2 separate regions of the Homo sapiens genome follow, and region 2 is linked to region 1. A link is an interaction called in ENCODE POLR2A ChIA-PET data of the cell type or tissue named here. Cell type or tissue: K562. All regions are shown on one strand. Each heading gives the region's core, and the rest is flanking DNA. Links, peaks and the distances in the headings are about the cores only.

What was found. ChIA-PET counts read pairs that join two places held together with the same protein. Peaks named below come from ENCODE experiments on the same cell type or tissue, not always from the same donor. Only the 100,000 strongest peaks of a DNase experiment are listed, where the experiment ranks them.
Region 2: POLR2A ChIA-PET joins it to region 1 with 5 read pairs; 3 of 35 experiments call an interaction of 5 or more read pairs at or near these places.

Annotation. Positions count from the first base shown.
Region 1 is chr19:1,849,471-1,861,064 of GRCh38, reverse strand. KLF16 (KLF transcription factor 16) reads left to right here. Exons shown (of 2, transcript NM_031918.4): 2 at 6,305-8,666. The coding sequence ends at 6,606. Among named protein-coding and RNA genes, the nearest start is that of REXO1, 6.8 kb to the right of the region's middle. RefSeq lists enhancers at 3,605-3,654, 5,035-5,224, 5,441-5,735, 5,454-6,009, 6,010-6,567 and 1 more and silencers at 3,755-4,144, 5,475-5,724. In K562, for the core only: CTCF peaks have their summits at 7,560 (motif pointing right) and 10,031 (motif pointing right); DNase peaks (open chromatin) are centred at 3,614, 4,144, 5,594, 7,564 and 1 weaker place; H3K4me3 peaks cover 4,730 bases.
Region 2 is chr19:2,312,484-2,323,624 of GRCh38, reverse strand. It overlaps LSM7 (LSM7 homolog, U6 small nuclear RNA and mRNA degradation associated), which reads left to right. Exons shown (of 4, transcript NM_016199.3): 4 at 1,803-2,104. The coding sequence ends at 1,945. Among named protein-coding and RNA genes, the nearest start is that of LINGO3, 9.9 kb to the right of the region's middle. RefSeq lists enhancers at 7,242-7,331, 7,522-7,581. In K562, for the core only: a CTCF peak has its summit at 7,476 (motif pointing right); a DNase peak (open chromatin) is centred at 7,494.

The DNA.
Region 1 (11,594 bases), core at 2,171-10,170:
TCGGGCATCCCCAGGGGTGGATGCAGTTGTGCTGATGGCGCGCCACCGTCTACCCTGTGTGGTGGGGGAGGGCAGGGCGGATCTCCTGGCACCCTCCCCCACCCCTTGAGCCTGCTGACGTCCCATTCCAAAGCCCCCTTTACAGTAACGATTTGGGGACTGGGAGGGCAGTCCCAGGCCCAGGCACCTTGGATTCGGTTTCCAAAGGGTTTTGGATACTTGTGGCTTTCCAGGCTCCTCTTCCGGGCCTCCCCAGCCCCCAGGACCACCAAGGGGTCTGTGTAAACGGCCTCTTTTAGTGGAAGGTGGTCTGGTTTTTCAGCCCCCGGAGGAGGGAGGGAATGGCTGCCGTTAAGCTGGTTTTGGGGGACAGGAAGGCCATGCGTTTTTTTGGGAGGGAGCCCCATTGCAGGGCTGTCCCTGAATGGAGTGGAGGCCGGGAAAGATCCGCAGACGAACCCGAGTCACCGGTGGCTGCAGGGCTGTCCCGGGGGCCATTGAGAACGAGTTCCACCCCCACCCACCCCTGCCTGGAGTGCTTCTCTGTAAAGGGAACACCAGTCGTGGCCTGGCCCCATTTTTACAGATAAACCAACTGAGGCACACTGGAGGAGCCCCACCTGTGATTTCGGCCACATTTGGCCCTGGGAGCAGGGAGGCCAGGGGAGCAGTGGGATGTTCTTCATGGGGGCAGCAGGCGGCAGGACTGCACCTCCCGTCCCCTGGGTCTGGCCCACAGCCCCTATCCTAGCCCGGCCAGCTCTCGGCTCTCTCTCCCCTGCGTGGGGCGGGGAAGGACTTTGGAAGCTGTGGGTGATGTTGACGCCGTTGCTATGGTTACGGAGAGTGAGCGAGCCAGCGAGTTGGGGCGGGGGCGGGAGGAGAGGCTGGCTGTCGGCTCCCTGCTCTCCAAACCCCCTGCATCCCCGGAGGGCCCCCCCCCCGCCCCCGGCATGCCAGTGCCCGGCACACCGTCAGCCTGCACCTCCAGAGGGTTTGCCGACACCCTCCCCAGGAGAGGGGCTCAGACCTGGAAGGGTTCTTCTCACCCAGGGCTTCTCTCCTCCGCACTTACCGAGACATTTGGGGCCTGATCGTTTTCTGGGGAGGGGCTGTCCTGGGCACTGCAGGGGGTTATGCAGTGTCCCCAGCCTCTACGCACTCCATGGCAGGAGCACCCCCTCCCCAGTCGTGACAATCACAAATGTCCCCAGACCTTGTCAGGTGCCCCCCAGGGGGCTGCAGGGTCACCCCCAGTTGTATCCCACTCTGAAGTCCCCTGCCGCAGGCCAGCACCCAGCATCCCAGTCCCCGCGCCCCAGGACTTAGGGAACTGTGTCCGTGGTGGCGGGGGGCGGGGTGGGGGGTGGCAACAGGGATGCTAGTGATGACGGAAAGCGCTTCCTGGAGGAGGCAGCCTGAGGCCCACTGGGCTGGGTGGGGCAGGGAATGGGAGAGGAAGGGCGTGCTGGCTCTGGGGTCTGCTGTGGAGGTAGGGACTTGAGGTGGGGAGGGGGCACCTCGGCAAGGTGAATCCCTGCACTTAATCCCGAGGGTGGGGACGCTGGGGGCGGCAGTGAGGCAGGCTGGGCTTTGCAGAGGCAAATCCATTTATGGAGAAGGGATTAGGATCAGAGAGGGGTTGAGGAGGGCAGGACGAGATGTGGGAGGGATCGAGGCGTGCTGGTCTACGCACTGGGTTGGAGGGAGACTCCTCAGGACGAGGTGTGCAGAGGAGTGTCTGAGTGCCTGCCAGGTTTCTGATCCCTTGCTGAAGAGGGCCCCAGGAGGACAGGTGGGTGGGGAAACTGAGGCCCAGAGGGGGAAGCAGCCATGCCCCACTTCATTCTCTCCTCCACCCCCAGGCAGAACTATGCGCTCCTGTAGGGTTGGGATGGCAGTGCTGGTGGGCAGAGCTTGGGAGAACTGGCAGCTTATCTGGGGAGGGTCGGAGTGGGGCAGTGCCAGGCCATAGGGGGTGGGGGGTAGGGGGCCAGGGACTGCCCTCCCCCACCCACCGCCTCTCCAGCCTGCAGAGTGCAGAGAGCAGCTGGAACTGCCTGCAGGTGCCCCAGCTAGTGGGATGGGGAGGGCTCCCCCAGGGTTGTGGGGGGCGATAACCACCCCCACCCAGGCTCTCTGATAAAAGCAGCCCAGATCGGTGGGGAGGAGGCACATGATACCAGCAGGGTGAGCTGTGGGGGCGGGGGGCACCACCCTGGCTTAGACCATTTCTGGAACAGAGGTTACACAGGCACCAGGGTCCTTGAGGGGGTTGTCCCCTGCCGACCCCCAGGTACCCAGAGTCTGGTGCAGGAGGTCCTGGCCTGGGTTGGGCCTCAGGTGGGCCTCCTTTTATGTAGAAGGGAGTAGTGATAGTTTGGCGGCGGGGTGGGGAGGACAGGAGTATTCAAGATGCTGAGCAAACATTATCTGCCCTTGCTCTTGTTGGAACCAGAGCTTGATCCCCTAGGCCTGCATTCTCCTTTTCCACAGATATGCATTAAGCACCTGCTGTATACCAGGCCTGTGCTGGGCATTGCCGGGGACCCAGCCGTCAATGAAGTGCCTGCCTTCTGCTCCCACTGGAGTGCAGGGGTGCAGATATTACACCCACAAGATGCATGCGTTTTTGGAAGCCTGGTACAAAGACAGAGAAGCTGACCAAGGGTGCTTGGGGGGCACCAGGCCACTGTGAGGGGCACTGCTGCTCAGAGAAGCTCCGGGCAGGATCAGCCATCAGTTTTGACCCTAGGCCAGGGCGGAACTCAGGAAAGCCAAGCGCAGTCTGGGTGCCCAGGCGGGAGCTGCTGGACTACTGCACTAGTCCAGGAGTGAGCTGGGAGGGGCAGGGTGGGGCCTGGACGGATCCCGAAGGTGATGGGATTTGGCTGGCAGGTGGCACGTGGGGAGGTACGGGATTGACACAAGGGTGGGTATGCCTGCCTGCGTGTTTGGCGGGAACAGCAGGGGGTTTGGAAAGGGGAAGTCTACTGGAGGAGTGGGGATGGGGGAGGAAGGAAGCTTTGGCTTTGGGAAGTCAGGGGAGCTAGGGGCAGAGTGGGTGTGGGGGTTGCTATGGCCCAGTAGTATTCGAGACCCCACCCCCAGGCTGGCAGGGCCTCACCACCAGTGTTCCCCCTTTTCTGCAGCGGCTCCCAGAAGCAGCTGCCTATAGGTTCTATAGAACCTGCTCAAGGATCACCTTCAGGAGCTCCTCCCTTCCCTGGGTGGGTAAGAGGCCTCCCCAGCCCCAGCCTTTCCTGGCTCTCCTGGGATGCTTGCTTTGCGGCTGGGGCTGGTCTTCCCCACCTGTGCCCTCCCCTACAGACCCGACCCCACCTGTTAGGTGGACGTGAGTGCCCCGGCAGGCAGCCGGCCACAGCCCCCCTCCCCACCCCAAGGCCCCCCAGACAAGCTCAGGAGGTGAGGCTTCCCTGTCGGAACCAGGGCCCTTGGCACAGTCCCGCAGTCCTGTCTCCAGGCCCCTCCTGTGCCGGCTCAGACGGGGCCGGGCCAGGTTTCCAGGACTTCCTGGACTCCATTTTTCTGAGCCTGCCTGTTTCCGAGGCTGTCCTGAGCTCACCCGGGCCCAGCCTGAGTCAGAGGGTCAAGTCCACCGCGGCCCCGCCCACACTGCCCTCCCGCGTTGTCCCCACCCACCGCATCCTCAGGGCGCTGCGTCTCGGCCAGGTAGCGCGGAGCAGCTGGGTGGCTGTGCACCTGGGGGCCCGGCTGGCTAGGAGCAGCGCGCTCTGGGCCCCCACAAGTTCACCCCACCCTCCTCCCTGCGAGTGGATTGTGTGCGAGGCAGGGCCTGGCATTTCGCAGAGGCGCTTCGCCCAGCGCAGCGTGGGTGGGTAGCCCGTGCACCCCCTGCCCCGCCACCCACGTGCGCATGTGCGCGCCTCAGTCTCCAAGCGCGGGGCGGGGCTGGCAGGCACCCAGGCCGGAGAGGCGACCCTGGCCCGGGCCCCCTGGCCCCGGCGGGAGTGGGACCACGTGAGCGGGGCCGGCTGGGGCTGCGGATGTCCCCGCCGCCGCCGCCGAGCTACGTGCGGCAGCTGTGTTCCCAGCGGCTGCGCGCCCCTGCCCCGGTCGCCCCCCCCACCCCGGCAACCTGCTCCTCCTTGCAAAGTGGAACTGGGGGAGAGGGAGTGGAGACCAGCCCCGCCGCCCTGAAAGGGGAAGTGAACCAACTGACTGTCCGGCACCCAGCCGTGGGATGTTCCCCCTTCCCTCCTGCCGCCTCCCCGCCTGTGCCTTGCAAGATGGCGACACGGCGGCATGTTCCCTGGAGGGGCGCGAGCCCCAATCCCGTGGTCTGCTCCAGCCGCGCTCCCACAGCCAGACCCCGTCCCCAGACTGAGGCCCTTGGGAGCTGTCAGGGCCCAGTGGTTGAGATGGGAGTGGGGTCCCTTCCAGGGCTGCTCTGCGCCTCTTGCTTGGGTTGTAGACGGCCCCCAGCTGGGGCGGACCCGCGACCCCAGCTGCATCCTGGGTTGCTTGGGGGAGACTTGGGGTGTGGAGCAGGCAGCCCCAGGGATTTGAGGCTACTGTTGGTCTTGGTGACAGCTGGTCTCTCCCCCTCTCCAGCTGCCTGGATTCACAACCTCTTGGGGAGGGGGGCTGCTGGTCTCTGTCTGCAGTCTTGTTTTGCTGAGGGTGTCGGGGTGTGGCAGGGAGGAAGGATGAGATGAGAAGGGAAGGTTTTTTCTTCCAGCTCTTCTTGGGTCACGGGTGATCGCTGGTGCCCCTCAGTGGGCAGACCCCTCCACCCTCCCGTGCCCCTCCTCAGCTGGGCTCCCCAGGGCAGCCCCTGATCTTAGAGCAGAGATGTCACTCGGTCACCCTGAGCATGGCCGTGCCCCTCCCGCCGTCTCTGTACCCCTCACCATGGTCCCTGCTGTGGGTCCTTCTAGGCCCCTGGCTGGCTGCAGTTCTTCATGGACCGGTGGGAGTGCTCCCAGGGCCAGAGCAACCTCCAGTGCTGGGCGTGGGCTGCCCAGTTTGTAACCCACCGGGTGACTACCCTCCTGGCCCTGCTGTGGCTTCCTTGAGAATAGGCTTTGGGGCCACTCAGGGGAGTTGGTTCTGACGTCTCTTTTGCTACTCAGGGCTCCAACCAGTGCCACGAGGGGCATGCACATCCGGTCTCCATCCACACAACCCACCCTGGGGTGTCACGGGAATAACGTCCCGGAATGCCAGGGTCCAGGGTACCTGGTGCAGGGCCCGAAAGGGTGGGAGCTTCGGGGATGCAGGGCCCTTTGTCCTGCTTCGGTCCCTGGGTGGAGGTGGACTGACCTGCCCCTCCCCAGTCGTTGGAGACCCCTATCTGCTGGGGAGACGCTGACATCACGATGCCACATGCTGTGGGCGTGAGACCCCGGCTAAAGGAAGGGGTCGGGTGGCACAGTTCTAGAGCAAAGACCCACACCGCCTGGAGGCGCACAGGCAGGCCCAGATGGTGACGGCTGGTTAGGGGCAGGATGGGCGAGGCCCGGCCTTGGCGGTGGGAGGGGACTGTGGAGGAAGTGGCCGGGTGGTGGCCCGCCCCTGCCCAGCGCCATCTGTCCCGTGGGGGTGGGGCGAGTCCAGCCCGCCGGGCCCCGCCCCTTCCCGGGAGACCCCGCCCCCTCCCCTCCCTGTGAGCTTTCCTGCCTGTCTTCCATCTAACCACACCCCGAGATCGGGGCCCAGACTGACTGTGCCTGCGGGTTCCTCCCATGCCCCCTTGCTCGTGGAGGGGCCAGGAGGGTTAGGGAGGTTGCCATGATTGTACCCCCTTAACCCAGCCTTTGCATCCCAGGTGGTCATTTGGAAAAGGAGGGGATCATGCACAGATGGAGGCCCCTGCATGCCCCTGGGTGGGGGGCAGGGACAGCCTGAAGGCCGAGCATGCCTTCTGAGCGTGCCTGTGCCTGGGACAGACACTGGGAGGCCTTTGCTAATCCCTGCCAGGGTCCCGCCTGGGGCCAGAGGCTGCGAGGGCCTGGGGAGCTTCAGCCTTGGGGGTCTGCGGCGGTTACTTACGGTTAACAGATTCTGGGCTCGCCGGAGAGTCCTTTCTAAGAGCTGGTAGGAAATAAGAGGATTATTTATTAGGGTCTCGTGTTGGGCCACCGGGGGGCGGGTAAGGGTTGTATTCTTTGTGCTTCTCCATGTTTTGAACTCACACCAGAGCTCAGCCTCTAAAACGGCACGGGACAAATGCCCGCCACCCTTTGGGATCTGCTGGAACGTGTCTGTCATCTCCCCCCGCCCCCGCTGACCCGCTGTCTGTCTCTGTCTCTCCGTCCAGGGGAACGCCCTTTTGCTTGTGACTGGCAGGGCTGCGACAAGAAGTTCGCCCGCTCCGACGAGCTGGCCCGCCACCACCGGACGCACACGGGCGAGAAGCGCTTCTCCTGCCCTCTGTGCTCCAAGCGCTTCACCCGCAGTGACCACCTGGCCAAGCACGCCCGCCGCCACCCCGGCTTCCACCCGGACCTGCTCCGGCGCCCTGGTGCCCGCAGTACCTCCCCCAGCGACTCGCTGCCCTGCAGCCTGGCCGGGAGCCCTGCGCCCAGCCCCGCGCCCAGCCCAGCCCCCGCAGGCCTGTAGGGCCCTCGTGCAGCCCACCCTGACCGCCAGGATGCTTCTGCCATCCAGGGGTGTAGTGAGGACCCACGGGGAGCCTGGGCCCCTTCCAGCCGTGGGCAAACCCTGAAGACACCCCTGCCCCCCTCCAGAGAGTGAGGAGGGGGCCTGAGACTGGACCTGGGTCTGCCTGACCTCAGAGGTGGCTCTCAGGATGGGTGACGGGGGCTTGTGTCTGTAAATAGCCATGATACTAACTTTCTTCCCATCTGTGCAACGGGGCCCCCCCAGGGCAGCTAGGAGGTCCTCCCCTCTCCTCTCCACCACCCCCTGCTGCCCCCCTCCCGGGGTGGGGTTTGGGGGGGTGGAGTGGACTTCTGGGAGCCGGCCCGGGGAAAGCACCCCCTGCCCCATCCCTGCAGATTGGGATGAAGTGTTCAGACAGCCATAGAGGAGTCGGGGGTTGACACGGCCCCTGCCTCTCCCCACCCCACCCCCACCCCACCGAAAGCCATGGGAGTAGTTCAGGGAAATGGGGGTGCAGCCCAGCCACCCCCCATTCGGGTACTCAATCTCAGGTGTCCACAAGTTCTGCCCACGGTAGGGGCTGCCTGGCCCCCCAGACCTCGGGGGTAGAGCCAGGAGTGGGGCAGCGTTAGGATGCCCGGAGGGGCTCCAGGTGTTGCTTCTGAGACCTGGGATGGGGAGGGAGGGGACCTCTGGGTTCTTCCAAAGAACATTTGACTCAGTGGGGTCGGGAGGGAATCCTGGCTTATTTATTTTCCTCTGTCCTCGGGTGTGGGGGCCCTAGCTCGCCCTCTCTGGGTGGGTGGGTGAGAGAGGCTGCAGGGGAGGCTGGCACCGGGCTTGGGCCTCCAGTCCCTGCCTTGCTGACTTTGGCCGTTGCGGTATCACGTGACAATCAACTCTCCCTTAACGACGACTGCGGCTGTTGGGCTGCGCTGCCCTCCCTGGCCTGCAGGTGGGGCCGTGGAGCCCATGCCCGCCGGGGTTGCAGGCTCTTCCGGGCCTGGGCTGCAGCCTGGCCCGGCCCTGCTTCCCTGGCCTCCCCTCCTTCTCCTGGGTGCTTGGAAGAGGTGGGTCCTGGCCCGTGGTTGAGGTCTTGCCTCGTGGACTGGAAGCAGAGGGCTGGCTGTGCAGCCTCCTGGGGTAGCTCGTTTTTTTTGCACCGGGTAGAATATTTTTTCAGGCACGGATTCCTTTTTTTCTGGGCCCCCATGGGTGGTCCGGCATCCTCAGGGGGTGTGAGTGTGTGTGGGGGGTCTCTGAGCTGAACTTGGGTGGGGTGGGGACTTGTTCCTCGGGGGCCACCTTTGTGTCCTTGTCAGCGGTCGTCCTGCTGTGGCCTGGGTTGCATTTCCTCTTGGGGGGGGTATTGAGGACCCCCAGCCTGGAATGAGAAGGGTCCCCGGTTCCATGTCAGACCCAGAAAGGTGGATCCCCCCACTGTTGGCTGCAGGAGGTTTTTGGTACCCCCTTTTGTTCCAGAACCGTCCTGCCTCTCGCTTGGGGACAGGGGGGCTTTGGATGGCACTGGTGTGCACCTGGACCCAGCCCCGGCCTGGCAGGATCCAGGGATGGGTGCCTGGGATCCTGGGGGGAGGGAGGCAGGGGACGCCCTTCTGGAGCTGGGCTCGGAGGGTCCTGCCCCATCCAGCCCTCGGCTCTCTGTGTTCTCTGTCCCTAGCCTCAAACCCTCTTCTGGCAGCGCTAGTGAGATGCCTTAGTCTGTGGGGGTGGGTGGGGGACTGGGGCCCCGTTTTCCTTTGTGAGTCTTGGTTGGCCCCAGCCCTGGCAGGGGCCTGTCTGGAGCAGGGGTAGGTAGGGCTGTGGGTTCCAGAACTCTATAACTGGGCCCCTCTCCAGTGTCCAGGGGCTTGGAGAGACCTGCGCCCACCCCTCCACTCTCCCAGGAGTCGCTGATCACTGGGACCTGGTTCCAGCCGTTTGCAGGGGAGGCGGCTCCGAGAGGCGTGTGCTTTCCGTGGGTGGCGCCCCTCCCCCGCCCTGCCTGGCCTCATCCTTGTATTTAATTAATTAAACAAGCCCCTTTTTAAACCCTACTCCAGCGTGTGTGTGGTCTCTCCCGTGGCAGTCCCCACCTGTGGGCACGCTCTGAATCCCTCTGTCCCACCCACCAGTGTGGTCCCAAGTTCATCCACCTCGTGGGGAAACCGAGGCAGCGGGCTAGTGAAGGGGGTCTTGGCCAGGCCCCTCTGGCTGAGACACAAAATGCCCTGCCCCTAGCCCTAAGCCCCGCGGAGGGGGCTGCCTGCAGCAGCGCGCGCTGCGCCCGCCGGGTGTCACCCACGCCTGGCGCAGCTGCGCCCCCCGCCCAGCTTCCCGCCCGCCCCGTTGCCTGGCAACCGAGGCACAGTGACAGGGCGCCCGGGGGCGTCCACCGCCCGCCCCTTCCGGTGCCGCAGGGGATGGGGGAGCCTGCGCCCCCGGGGCTGCTCGCCGGCGCGGGACAGGCTCCTCCACGGAGGGTCCCCCGGCCGCCTCCCAGGCTCCTGTGCTCCTGTATTGAGCGCCTACTGTATGCCAGCTCCCCTAGTGGGAATAGGGAAGAGGGGGCGGTGAGAGCTTTGAGGCCCTCCCCAGGAAAAAACCACTGTGGACTCCAGCGCTCCCCAGAGCCTGGAGGCCGGCGGGGCTGGGATGGGGCCGGGCAGGCCACTCCTACACACCTGCTGAGCCCTGGGGCTTCGCCTGCTGCCCGCCCGGGGAAGGGGGTGGTCGGCCTCTCGTATCGCGCGGCCGGCGCCGGCTCACGCCAGACCCCTCCCCAACCTGGGCGGCAAATTCCCGGCTTTACTCGAGGGCAGCCTCCCTCGTGCACCCCCAATCCTGCCCGACCCATCCTCCCATCCTACCGGACGCCCCACAAACATCACTCCCGGGACTCTCGCACCCCTCCAGCTCCTGCCTGGTTTTCTGCCCCTCTGGAGCAAAATGTCTAGAATATGGGGTCTACACTCGCAGCCTCACCCCTCTCTCTGACGGACACACTCGCATTAGGCTTTTAAATTACACGCCCCACCCCCAGCACACACACGTGCCCAGAAGCAGCACCATCCTTTTGGTGCCTTTGGGACCCCGACCCTCCCGGGCGTCCCTCCCACCCGCAGGCTGCTCTTGCCATGCCCCCTCCTCGGTCGAGGGCAGTTCCATCCTGCAAGGCCAAAATCCTTGGGGAGTCACCCTGGACCCCACTGTGTGTCTCACCACCCACATCTGGCCCATCTGAAACCTCCTTGGGCTCTACCTTCAAAATAGATCCAGGATCTGGCCGCCTTTCCCTGCTGTAAGGGCTTCCACCGCGACGGTCTAGCCTCCTCACGACTCACCTGAACCAGTGCAATCACCTTGGCCCTGGTCTCCTCACGGTTTGTCCTCCCCACGGCCACCAGAGGGTGTCCGTGAACACCTGGGGCAAGTCTGGTTCCTCCTCTGCCCGCAACCCTCCATGGCTCCCACTGCCCTCACAGTCAAAGCCCAAGTCCTCCCTGAGGCCCATAGGGTTCTGCATGACCTGCCCCGTCCTCTCCCTGCTCTTCCCTCCTGCCTCTCTCCCCCTCCTCACCCTGGTCCAGCCACACTGGCCTCCTCGCTGTTCCTCCAACACACCAGGCGCAGTCCTGCCCATGGCCTGTGCCCTCTGCCCGGAATGCTTTTCCTCCAGAAGCCTGCTTGGCTCCCTCATCATCTTTTATTTATTTATTTATCTTTTATTTTTTCGAGACACTGTCTCACTCTGTCACCCAGGCTGGAGTGCAGTGGTGCAATCTTGGCTCACTGCAACCTCCGCCTCCCAGGTTCAAGGGATTCTCCTGCCTCAGCCTCCCGAGTAGCTGGGATTACAGGCATGGGCCACCACACCCAGCTAATTTTTGTAATTTTAGTAGAGATGGGGTTTCACCATGTTAGTCAGGCTGGTCTCGAACTCCTGACCTCAAGTGATCTGCCTGCCTCAGCCTCCCAAAGTGCTGGGATTACAGGCGAGAGGCACCATGCCTGGCCCCTAATTTTCTGTAAAACCGCACAAATCCCGCCTTCCCCATAGAATCACCCAGACCAGCCCTGTGCCCAGTCCAGGCTCTTCTCCTGTTTCTGTTCTCAAAGCACTTTCCACCTGGCTTCAGGCTGTCTCACTTATTGCTGTGTTCATTGTCGGCCTCCCTGCCTACACCATCACCTCCACCAGAGTGGGGTTCTCTGCTCTGCTTATGGATGTTTCTAGCATTTTGTGGCACACAGTAGGTGCTCAGTAACTATTTGCTGAATGAATGACCGACACCAGCCGGCACGGATGGAGCAATCGCATAAATGAGAGTTCATCTCTCACGCATCATCAGGAGCCATGACAGGGAGTCTACGCCTCCACTGCCCATGATAGGACAGCTTTGAGATTAGATCAGGTCCTCTGCAGAGTCGCCCATGACCCATCCCAACCCACGTCCCCTCATCATTGCATCCTGTCATTTATTTATAATTGTGGTAAAATCACATGCACATAACATAAAATTTGTCATCTTAACCATTGTATTGTTATTTGAGACGGACTGTCACTCTGTCACCCAGGCTGGAGTGCAGTGGTGCAATCTTGGCTCACTGCAACCTCCGCTTCCCAGGTTCAAGTGATTCTCCTGCTTCAGCCTCCCAAGTAGTTGGGACTACAGGCGCCCGCCACCACGCCCAGCTAATTTTTGTATTTTTAATAGAGGTGGGGTTTCGCCATCTTGGCCAGGCTGGTCTCAAACTCCTGACCTCGGTTGATCTTCCCTCCTCGGCCTCCCAAAGAGCTGGGATTACAGGCGTGAGCCATCGCGCCCAGCTAATTTTTGTATTTTTAGTAGGACAGGGTTTTGCCATATTGGCCAAGCTGGTCTTGAAATCCTGGGCTCAAGTGATCCACCCGCCTCAGCCTCCCAGAGTGTTGGGATTACAGACATGAGCCACTGTGCCCGACCTAAGACTTTGCTTTCTAT
Region 2 (11,141 bases), core at 1,216-9,215, 460 kb before region 1:
CAAAAAAATTGCTGGGTGTGGTGGCGCATGCCTGTAATCCCAGCTGCTCGGGAGGCTGACGCAGGAGAATCGCTTGAACCTGGGAGGCGGAGGTTGCAGTGAGCCGAGATGGTGCAACTGCACTCCAGCCTGAGTAACAGAGTGAGACTCCGTCTCAAAAAAAAGAGATAAGCTGAGGTCTCACTGTGTTGCCCGGGCTGGTCTCGAACTCCTGGGCTCAAGCCATCCTCCTGCTTCAGCCTCCCACAGTGCTGGGGTTCCAGGCGTGAGCTGTGGCGCCCAGCGGAGAGCAGCCTTGCTGTGGGGTAGTGAGCGTGCCGTGGGGCTCCTCTCGGGCGCCTTTCCTCTTCTGCCCTTGTTAATTCCCGCTATGAACGCAGGGTCCCTGTCTCCTCCCCAGAGGACCCTCCCTCATTTCCCTGCCCCCGCTCGCTCCCCTCCCCAGTGAGGCCGCCAAGTCCTCAGACTCTCCCCCAGAAGCTCCTGCGGCAAGTCCCCAGCTGGCAAGTCCCCATCCCGGCCCGGGCACTGGGGGAATGTCAGGACTTAGGAGAGAGAGGGTCTTGCCCCTTGGATCCATTGATACTGAGACAAGATTTATTCTTGTAGCTGGCCATGGTGGCTCATGCCTGTAATCCCAGCACTTTGGGAGGCCAAGACAGGAGGATCACTCGAGCCCAGGAATTTGAGACCAGCCTGGGCAACATAGTGAGACCCTGTCTCTACAAAAAAAAAAAAAATGTAATTAGCCAGGCATGGCGGTACATGTGCCTGTGGCCCCAGCTACTCAGGAGGCTAAGGCAGGAGGATTGTTTGAGCCCAGGAGGTTGAGGCTGTGAGCTGTGATTGCACTGCTGCACTCCAACCTGAGCAACAGAGCAAGACCTGGTGTCTGAAAAAAAGTTTAAAAACCTGGGCCCCATGGTTCTCCCATGCCCCCACCACTGCAGGACCACAGTAGTGAGGAGTTTTAATCGCCTTCAGCCTCTTGAGAGCTTGTCTTGGGCTTGCTGGCACTTCCCTGGGGTGCCAGCCCACATGGTCCCCACCCCACATGAACAGCCTCTTTATTTTTTTATTTTTTGAGATGGAATCTCGCTCTGTCACCCAGGCTGGAGTGCAGTGGCGCGATCTCGGCTCACTGCAAGCTCCGCCTCCTGGGTTCACACCATTCTCCTGCCTCAGCCTCCCGAGTAGCTGGGACTCCAAGTGCCTGCCACCACGCCCGGCTAATTTTTTTGTATTTTTTAGTAGAGACGGGGTTTCACCAAGTTAGCCAGGATGGTCTCGATCTCCTGACCTCGTGATCCGCCTGCCTTGGCCTCCCAAAGTGCTGGGATTACAGGCGTGAGCCACCGCGCCCGGCCCCCAGCCTCTTTGTTATAGGGTGAATATTGGCCCCCTAGGGCTCCAGGGACCTTGCAGAGACCAGGAGGCCCAGGGTGCCTGTATTCTGGCCGGCCATCTGATAACCTGGTTCCCGGCCCTGGTGCCTGGGCCCCAGTGAGCTCTGAGACGCGGGGTAGCCGGCTATCACCTGGGCCTTCTTGTTCCCATGGTTTGTGGAGTGAGGGAGGGCTGTGGCTGCTGTCTGTGGAGCTGCCACTGGTCTCTAGGGGCCATGGGTCTCAGCCGTGGGAGCCGGGGACCTGCCCCACAGAGCGCATCCCGTCTGAGGTCCCTGCGTGCTCGTGGCGCCTGCAGGGTGCAGGTGGGGAGGTCGGAGCGAGGGTCTTGGGTGGGTGGGGGGTCTCGGAGGCTTCCTGGAGGTCCCTCAGTCCTCTCTATCTGCTCCTCCCCAGACCCTGACGACCAGTACAAGCTCACGGAGGACACCCGGCAGCTGGGCCTCGTGGTGTGCCGGGGCACGTCCGTGGTGCTAATCTGCCCGCAGGACGGCATGGAGGCCATCCCCAACCCCTTCATCCAGCAGCAGGACGCCTAGCCTGGCCGGGGGCGCGGGGGGTGCAGGGCAGGCCCGAGCAGCTCGGTTTCCCGCGGACTTGGCTGCTGCTCCCACCGCAGTACCGCCTCCTGGAACGGAAGCATTTTCCTTTTTGTATAGGTTGAATTTTTGTTTTCTTAATAAAATTGCAAACCTCAATGTGTCTGAGCCCCGAATCTTGCTTTTCCCTTGACCTTCTGAGGAAACCTGGATTCCTGGAGATTGGACTCAGTCCCTGGAGCTCATCAAATACCAGCCATGGTCCCTCCTGGGGGTGAGGGTTCAGGAGTGACCAAGGCGGGCACAGCCAAGGCCGAGACAGGCGAGTTTGGAACCTCAGTCTGATGAGGGGCTTGTGGAACCCCAGGCCCGCCCCCAAGACAGCAGGAGCTGGGGTGCATCAGGAGCCGGGATGCATCAGGAGGCTGGGGTATATCAGGAGGCCGGGGTGCATCAGGAGGCCGGGGTGCGTCAGGAGCCGGGGTGCATTAGGAGGCTGGGGTGCATTAGGAGGCTGGGTGTGTCAGGAGCTGGGTGTGTCAGGACCTGGGGTGAATCAGGAGCCGGGGTGCATCAGGAGGCTGGGGTGCATCAGGAGCCGGGGTGCATCAAGAGGCCAGACCCCACAGCCCATGCAGCTAACACCTGCCCCCGCTGCTGCCCCCGCTTGTGAGATGGACTGGTCACCTACAGCCAGCCCCTTCTGGGTTCCTTCCGTGCTCACAGCATGTCCTGAGGTCGGGTGCAGTGGCTCTCGCCTGGAATCCCAGCACTTTGGGAGGGTGAAGTAGGAGGATCTCTTTGAGCCCCGGAGTTCAAGACCAGCCTGGGAAAATAGGGAGACCTCGTCTCTACAAAAAATATATATATTTTTTCCTTTGAGACAGTCCTCACTCTCACTCAGACTGGAGTGCAGTGGCGTGATCTCGGCTCACTGCAAACTCCGCCTTCCTGGTTCAAGTGATTCTCCTGCCTCAGCCTCCCAAGTAGCTGGGATTACAGGCACCCGCCACCATGCCCAGCTAATTTCTGTATTAGTAGAGATGAGGTTTTGCCATGTTGGCCAGGCTGGTTTCGAACTCCTGACCTAAGGTAATCCACCCGCCTCAACCTCCCCATGTGCTGGGATTACAGGCGTGAGCCACCGCGCCCGGCCTAATTTTTGTATTTTTAGTAGAGATGGGGTTTCACCATGTTGGCCAGGCTGGTTTTGAACTCCTGACCTCGAGTGATCACCCTCCTCACCCTCCCCAATTGCTGGGATTACAGGCATGAGCCACCACACCTGGCCTACAAAAAATGTTAAAAACGTGTCCTGACTGGGCAGATACAGGCCCTGGCACCGGCCTCCCACACCTGCACTAGGACTTCCCACACTCCAGCGGGCCAGCCCATCCTGCATACCCCTAAATGTCTCTTCCCGACAGCCGGGCAATCCTCCTGGACTCCGTTTCCTGGTTGCACCTCTGTCCCCCAGGCACTGTCTTCCCAGAGGAGGGCAGGGCCTGTCTGATTCATCACTCGGGTTGAGAGAGGATAGGCTGTCCCTTATGACCTGAGCGTGAGAGGGTCATCCTGGCCGCTAACCCCTTCATCCCCAGCTCGGGAAACCGAGGCAGCGTGTGGTCCAGGTTGCCAGGAAGCTATAGCAGCAGAACAGGACGGAGCTCAGCCTCGGGTCTGGATGGGCTCACGCTCCCTGGCTGCCTCCGAATAAGTGGAACCAGCTGGCTTCTCGGCAGGGGTATCTGGGCCCCATAGACACTGGCTTTGCTGGGGCCCAGCGGCACTAGCCCCTGTGGCTGGGGAATTAGTTATCGGACCTCGTGGCCAACCCCTGCATCCGCTGTTCATCCCTCCCCGGCCCCGGCCACCTAGCCCAGCCCTGCCACCACCGGCCGAGACCTCATCCCAAGCCCCAGCCTCCAGCCTCGCACCGGGGATGGCGGGGGTTTGCTGGGATAGCTGCGGGGTCACAGCCTCCAGCGAAGGACAGACAGAGTTCAGGTGTGCCCGGACTGCTGACGTTCAACCCACAAGCCTACAAGCCTCGCTGTCCGGGACCAGTTCCCTGCGTCCATTTGACAGGTGGGGGATCAGGATGTCACGTGATGGAGAAACACAACCCTGACACCAGAGCTGACCGGCCTGGAAACCAACACGCTGTCCACGCGGCACACCTGCCTGCCCTGTCTGAGCCAGATGCAAAGGCTGAAACCCAGGGTCCCAGTGGCCCAGAGGCCTCAACCCCCAGTGGGAGAACGTGTCAAGGCCTTAGAGGCTAACTGGCCTCGTTAGAACCTCCAGGAACGGCAGGGAGGCAGGAGAGGAAGGAAGTCCCGTTTTCCAGCCCCACGGTTTCTCCCGCAGAGGAAGCAAGGCCTGCCTCACCGCTGCACCCCTCAGAACAGCCCCCCACACTGTAGACTGCTCTCTGCCCACTCCGTCACCTCCTAGTGAGCTGATGAACTTTGCAAAGCCCTCTGCAGCCACAAAGCCCTGAGCCCAAGGCTCCCCCCACCACATGCTGTGTGGCTTAGGGAAGGTGTCCCAACCTCTCTGAAATCCAATTCCTTCTCTCTGAAGTGTTGAAAAAGGTGTTGAGTATCCACTCTGTGGCTGGGCCCTCGGCCACAGTCATGTGGGGACAGAGTTCAGAGCACGAAGCTTTTTTTTTTTTTTTTTTTTTTTTTGCAATGGAGTCTGACTTTATTGCCCAGGCTGGAGTGTAGTGGCACGATCTCAGCTCACTGCAACCTCCGCCTCCTGGGTTCAAGTGATTCTCTCACCTCAGCCTCCTAAGTAGCTGGGATTACAGGTGCCCGCCACCATGCCTGGCTATGTATTTTTAGTAGAAATGGGGTTTCACCATGTTGGCCAGGCTGATCTCGAGCTCCTGACCTCAGGTGATCCTCCTGCCTCAGCCTCCCAAAGTGCTGGGATTACAGGCATGAGCCACCATGCCCAGCCCAGGGCACGAAGCTTTGAAATGAGGCCCACAGACAAAAACAGAAGGCTGTGCAGACCGGGAGAGGGAGAGGTCAACTTCCTGGGGAGGCAGACAGAAGTCCCCAGAGAATAGACCAGAATGAGCCTGTTCCTCTCAACCATTTCCACCCCAGAGAGCCACTCTGACCTGCTCGGAAAAGACTGGAAGTAACCCAGCTGCCCATCACTAGAGGATACGCTGGAGGAGTCCAGGACCTCCAGCCAACTACAAAGCCACTTTTAATTTTATCTATGTATTTATTTTTAAGAGACAAGGTCTCACTCTGTGGCCCAGGCCAGAGTGCTGTGGTGTGAGCACAGCTCACTGCAGCCTTGACCTCCTGGGCTCAAGAAATCCTCCCACCTTGGCTTCCCAAAGTGCTGGGATGACAGGTGCGCACCACTGCACCTGGCCTGCTTTTAATATTTTAAAAGGAGAAATTTAATATTTTACATTCCACATTACATTGAAAATTTAATATTTTACAAAGAGTCAGAGAAGAAAAACCCAGTTACAGCCAGAAGGCACAGAGAGATTTGGAGAGAGATAGGGAGAGGCAGAAACAGAGGCGGAGACGTAGAGAGGGAACCGAGAGAGAAATGAGGACACGGCGGCCGGCCCGGCCCGAGACACTGGATCCCCCAGGCCTCCACTCTCCTGGCCCCGTATAAAGCCCCAGCCCCAGCAGGTCCCGCCAGCCAGCCCGCCGTGCCAACTGCAGGCTGCCCCCTGCCCCTGGCCCAGACCTCACCCTTTCAACTCCCTGCCCATGGTCAGCGCAGCCCTCGGATCACGATGTCGGGGCCGTGGCCGTTGGCCCGGGAACCAGCTTTGCTGCCTGTGCCCGCGGTCAAGTGCTGGCCGAGAGCCCTCGAGTCTTGTCCTCGGAGGCCCCACTCTGGGAGACATTGGCGGAGGCCCTGGTAGATAAGACAGATGGGCCCTTCTTGCCCCCAGACCAGCCAGAGATCCTCAGGGTACCACCCCACTGCAGGTTCCGAAGGAGGACGGGAGCTGGATGTTACTGATAGTCAGTCTGGGGCGTCTGCCCCAGACACTGACCCCACTGCCTTCTCCAAGGTAGCTCTGGTTCACGGAACCCTCCCCCAAAGGAGGACCTCAGGCGGGTCCTTTTGTCATTCCCGTTCACAGATGAGGCAGCTGAGGCCCAGAGAGGTTAAGCAGCTTGCACAGGGTAACACAGCCAGAATCCTAGCGTAGGAGGTAGGCTGCCTGCCGCTCCATCTACCCCACCGTGCCTTTCCTCTGCCCCAAGCCAATGGGGCTCCCAGCCACCCGCATCTTGTGGGCATAGAAATGAAGTCCCAGTGCCTAAAAGAGGCAAAGAGAAAAGGGAATGAGACCGGGTGCGGTGGCTCACGCCTGTAATCCCAACACTTTGGGAGGCCGAGGCGGGCGGATCACTTGAGGTAAGGAGTTGGAGAGCAGCCTGGCCAACATAGCGAAACCCCATCTCTACTAAAAGTACAAAAATTAGCTGGGCGTGGCAGCGGGTGCCTGTAATCCCAGCTACTCAGGAGGCTGAGGCGGAAGAATCCCTTGAACCCAGGAGATGGAGGTTGCAAGGAGCTGAGATCACGCCATTGCACTCCAGCCTGGGTGACAGAGTGAGACTCCATCTCAAAAAAAGAAGGAAAGGAAAGGAGAGGAAAGGAGAGTGGAGGAGAGGGGAAGGGAGGGGAGGGGAGTGGAGGGGAGGGGAGGGGAATGAACGCACTGTGGCCCCAGGAGCTGGGAGAAAGCAAGTCACCGTCGGCCTCACGCCGCAGATCCATTCCTGCCTTGAACGACCGAGGGGAGGCCTCCCTGCACCTCCAGAACACCCGTGCAAGGACCCGGACAGTACCGTGTAGCGTGAGACCTTCTGCCACAGAGGCCCCTGCTGCCCATCACCGCCTGTTTCTGGGTGTCGATTTCCTGCCTGGACCCAGACAAGGACATGGATATGAAGGGAAGAAGGTTTGTAAACAGAAGAAGCTGTGCCCACGAGGAGAGCTCCTAGGGTTCAGGAATTGTTGGTTTGAGCCTGGGGACCGCCCAGGGTGAGAGAGGTTAGCACACCCCTGGGGCCAGGCACTGTGGCTCACACTTGTAATCCCAGCACTTAGGGAGGAGGAGGTGGGAGGATCTCTTGAGCCTAGGAGGCCAAGGCTGCAGTGATCTATGATTCCGCCACCTCACTGCAGCTTGGGTGACAGAGCGAGACCCTGTCTTAAAATAAAAAGGACAGTCCTGGGGGTCCCAGCTCCACGGCTAGGGCTCAAGCTCCTGGGATCTCACCAGGTCCCTCCCACTCTGCGCCTCCCCAAAGCCCCCATTGTCCACAGGAATAAGTCCGGGCTCCTCCGCCTTGCCCATTAGACAGGGGCTTTCCGGGCAGGCCTAGGTCTGTCTATGAACTCCGGGCCCTTCTGCCTCCAGTGTCTCACACTCTCTACCTCCCTTCAGGACTCAGCTCCGTGGACCCCCGCCCCCCACCGCCACTGCGTGGCCACGCTGGCCTCGACCGTGCTGACCAGAGCCAGCAGGGGTCAGGATTCACCCAGGAATGACGGGCCCGAGGCCGCTAGGGTTCCAGTGCCCGACAGAAGACAGAGTTCTGCACGCCGGCCAGTGAACACAGACCAGAAGCAGTAAGGGAACAGGAAGCTGGGGGTAATGGGCACGAAGTCAGAGACAGAGATGCCCGTGGGTTCCGCTTTCATTGTTGAAAATGCTTCTGACTTCCATTTCCCTGACCTCATCTCTGCCCCAGCACCAGAGGCGCCCCAAAATTAATGCACACCCCAAACCAATGCTCCTTCCACCAGGTGCCGCTCCAGCTTTCTGCATCCAAGGAAACAGCTCCATGATTCAGGCTTACACCCTCGGGTGCCCTTCCCTGCTGTTTCTCTTGCCTCCCACATCCCAGCCATCAGCAAATGCTGACAATTCTACCTTCAGAATTGTTCCCAGGCCAGGCACGGTGGCTCACGCCTGAAATCCCAGTGCTTTGGGAGGCCGAGGCAGGAGGATGGCTTGAGCCCAAGAGTTCAAGGCCAGCCTGGGCAACATAGAGAGACCCCCTTCTCTGGAAAACAACAGAATTGATCCTGAAGCTTTTAAGGAACAAACAGCACCAATCCTACCCAAACTCTTTCAGAAACTAGAGGAGGAAGGAACACTTCCCAATGTGTTTTATGAGGCCAGCGTAACCAAAACACATTACTGAAAATCAAAGGCCAATATCCCTCATGAATATCGATGCACAAATCCTTAATATTAACAAATTGAATCCAGCTGTCTATAAAAGGGATTCTCCATCATGACCACCAAGTGGGGTTTATCCCAGGAATGCAAGGTTGGTTTAATACCCAAGAATCAATGTGATTAACCACATTAGCATAAGAGAGGAAAACCATATGATCATCTCAGTAGATGCAGAAAATTCAGCACTCACTTGGACAAAATTCAGCATTCATGCAGATTAAAAACACGCAACTAGGAATAGAATGGCATATCCTCAACCAGATAAAAGATGTCTATAAAAACCCTACAGCTGTCATCCTCAATGGCGAAGGACTGGGTGCTCTCCCCCTAAGGCCAGAAACAAAAGAAAGATGTCCAGTTCCACTGGTTCTTTTCAACATTGTACTGGAGGTGCCACACGGTGCAATAAGACAGGAAAATGACATATAAGACAAACAGCAGAAAGGAAGAACTAAGGCCAGGCACAGTGGTTCAGCAGCTCATGCCTGTAATCCCAGCACTTTGGGAAGCTGAGGCAGGAGGATCACTTAAACCCAGGAGTTCAAAACCAGCCGGGGCAACATGGCAAGACCCTGTTTCTACCAAAAAAAGAAAAAATTAATGGGCATGCTGGCATGCACCTGTGGTCCTGGCTACTCAGGAGGCTGAGACGGGGGTGGGGGTCACCTGAGCCTGGGAGTTGAAGGCTACAGTGAGCTATGACTGCACCACTGCATTCCAGCCTGGGTGACAAAGCGAGACCCTGTCTCTGGAAAAAAAAAAGAGAGAGAGAGAGAGAGAGAGAGAAAGAGACAGGCATATCAACCAATTGCAGTAAATGGACCTTATTTGGATTCTGAGCTGAACAAAGTGTGAAAAAATTTTAGAAGGCAGTCAGGGAAACTGGACACTGCCTGGATATTTGAGCATATTAAGGAATTACTGTCCATTTTCTTAAAAAATGATAATGGAATTGTTGGCTGTGTTTTTTAAGTCATTGTATTTTAGAAATGCAAATATTTATGGATGAAATTACTTCGTGTCTGGGATTTGCTTTGATATAGTCTGTTGGGGAGGGTGGAGAGGGACTTATGGAACCAGATGCATCACACTTTGGGGATGGCTTTATGGGGGTTCATTACGTGATTCTCTAAGCCTTTGTTTGTGTATAAAATTTTCCATAATAAAAGGTTAAGCCAGGCGCTGTGGCTCACGCCTGTAATCTCAGCACTTTGGAAGGCTGAGGAGGGTAGATCACGACGTCAGGAGTTCGATACCATCCTGGCCAACATGGTGAAACCCCGTCTCTACTAAAAATACAAAAATTAGCTGGGCGTGTTGGTGCACACCTGTAATCCTAGCTACTCAGGAGGCTGAGGCAGGAGAATTGCTTGAACCCAGGAGGCGGGGGTTGCAATGAGCCGAGATCGCGCCACTGCACTCCAGCCTGGGCGACAGAGTGAGACTCTGCCTCAAAAAAAAAAAAAAGTAATATAAGCAAGAGTTTCCTTCAGAATCTGATGTGGGTGATTAATTTCCATGTAAATCAGAGGAGAGTTGTGTTTTTTTTTTTTCTCGGCCACTGCGCCTGGCTGAGAGAATTTTTTTTTAATAGTAGATGGATAAATTTCATTCTAAACCTAGAACTTACTCTGGGGGTCACTTATTTGTGGGGACAGCTAATTTTTGTATTTTCATCGTGTTGGCCAAGCTGGTCTCAAACTCTTGACGTCAACCGATCCACCTGCCTTGGCCTCCCAAAGTGCTGGGATTACTGGTGTGAGCCAGCGCACTTGGCCAATATGCATATATATTTTTTGAGACAGGGTCTTGCTCAGTCGCCCAGAATGGAATGCAGTGGTGAGATCCTGGCTCACTGCAATCTCCTCCTCCTAGCCTCAAGCGATCCTCCCACCTCAGCCTCCTGAGTAGCTGGGGCTACAGGCATGCAACACCATGTCCAGATAATTTTTTTTTTAAAGAGATGAGGGTCTCGCTATGTTGCCCAGACTCCTGAGCTCAAGCGATCCTCCTGCCTCTCCCTCCCAAAGTGCTGGGATTCCAGGCACGAGCCACTACGCCCGGCCATTGTCCCCTTCCTGTCCTCGGTCAGTGTCTCCCCACCCCTTGTCCTGAGTGGAAGCCTCCTGAGGGCAGGGACGGCGCCTGAGCCTGGCATGGACGCAGCACCTAGTAGGAGCCCAGGCGATGTCGAGAAGTGCAGTTTCTTTTGCATCCTGCAGGACGAGGGAGGTGGGTTTGATGTCCCGTGGAGCACCCCAGGCCCAGCAGCTCAGCTGCTGGGTGATCTTGGGGTGTCCCTCAAGTCTCTGGGCCCAGCATCCCTGGCAGGATGCATCTCCCTCGGTTCCTCTTGGAGAGCTGCCCGGGGGGCGGGGGCAGGGAGAGCGTGGGAGGGGGATGCAGGCGCGGCTTTGAGCCTCCCAGGCGGTGGGGTGGGAGCACCTGGTTGCTAAGGTTACGACCACCTGTGATGGGACGTTGCCATGGAGACTTACCACCTGGGCGGAGAGGGCGGCTCCAGATGGGGAAGCCGTGGGAGAGGCTGGGGGGCAGGGAGGCAGCAGCCCGCAGAGGGGGGCATCCTTCTGGGGACGGCCGTGGTGGGGCCGAGGGGTCTCCTGTCCTGTGCTCTCCTGCCTGGGAAAACCAGCAGGAACTCTTCTGCAGCAGGAACCATTTCTAAAATTAAAAGCCCTCCTCCTCTCGCTCGCTCTCTCCAGCGTGAGGGACGGGACCAGATGCGGGCGGGAGTGGCAGTCATGTCCCAGGGAGGGAGGCTGCGGGGGCAGGTGGCCTGGGAGCCTCCCGTGTGGCCCCAGACAAGTGGCCACCCTCTGTAACTGGGGAAAGAGTCCTTGGCTGCTAAGAGGCAAACGTGTAGAGTCCTGGAAGCCTTGGGCTCCAGATGCCTGAGGTCAAGCCCCAGCTTCAGCA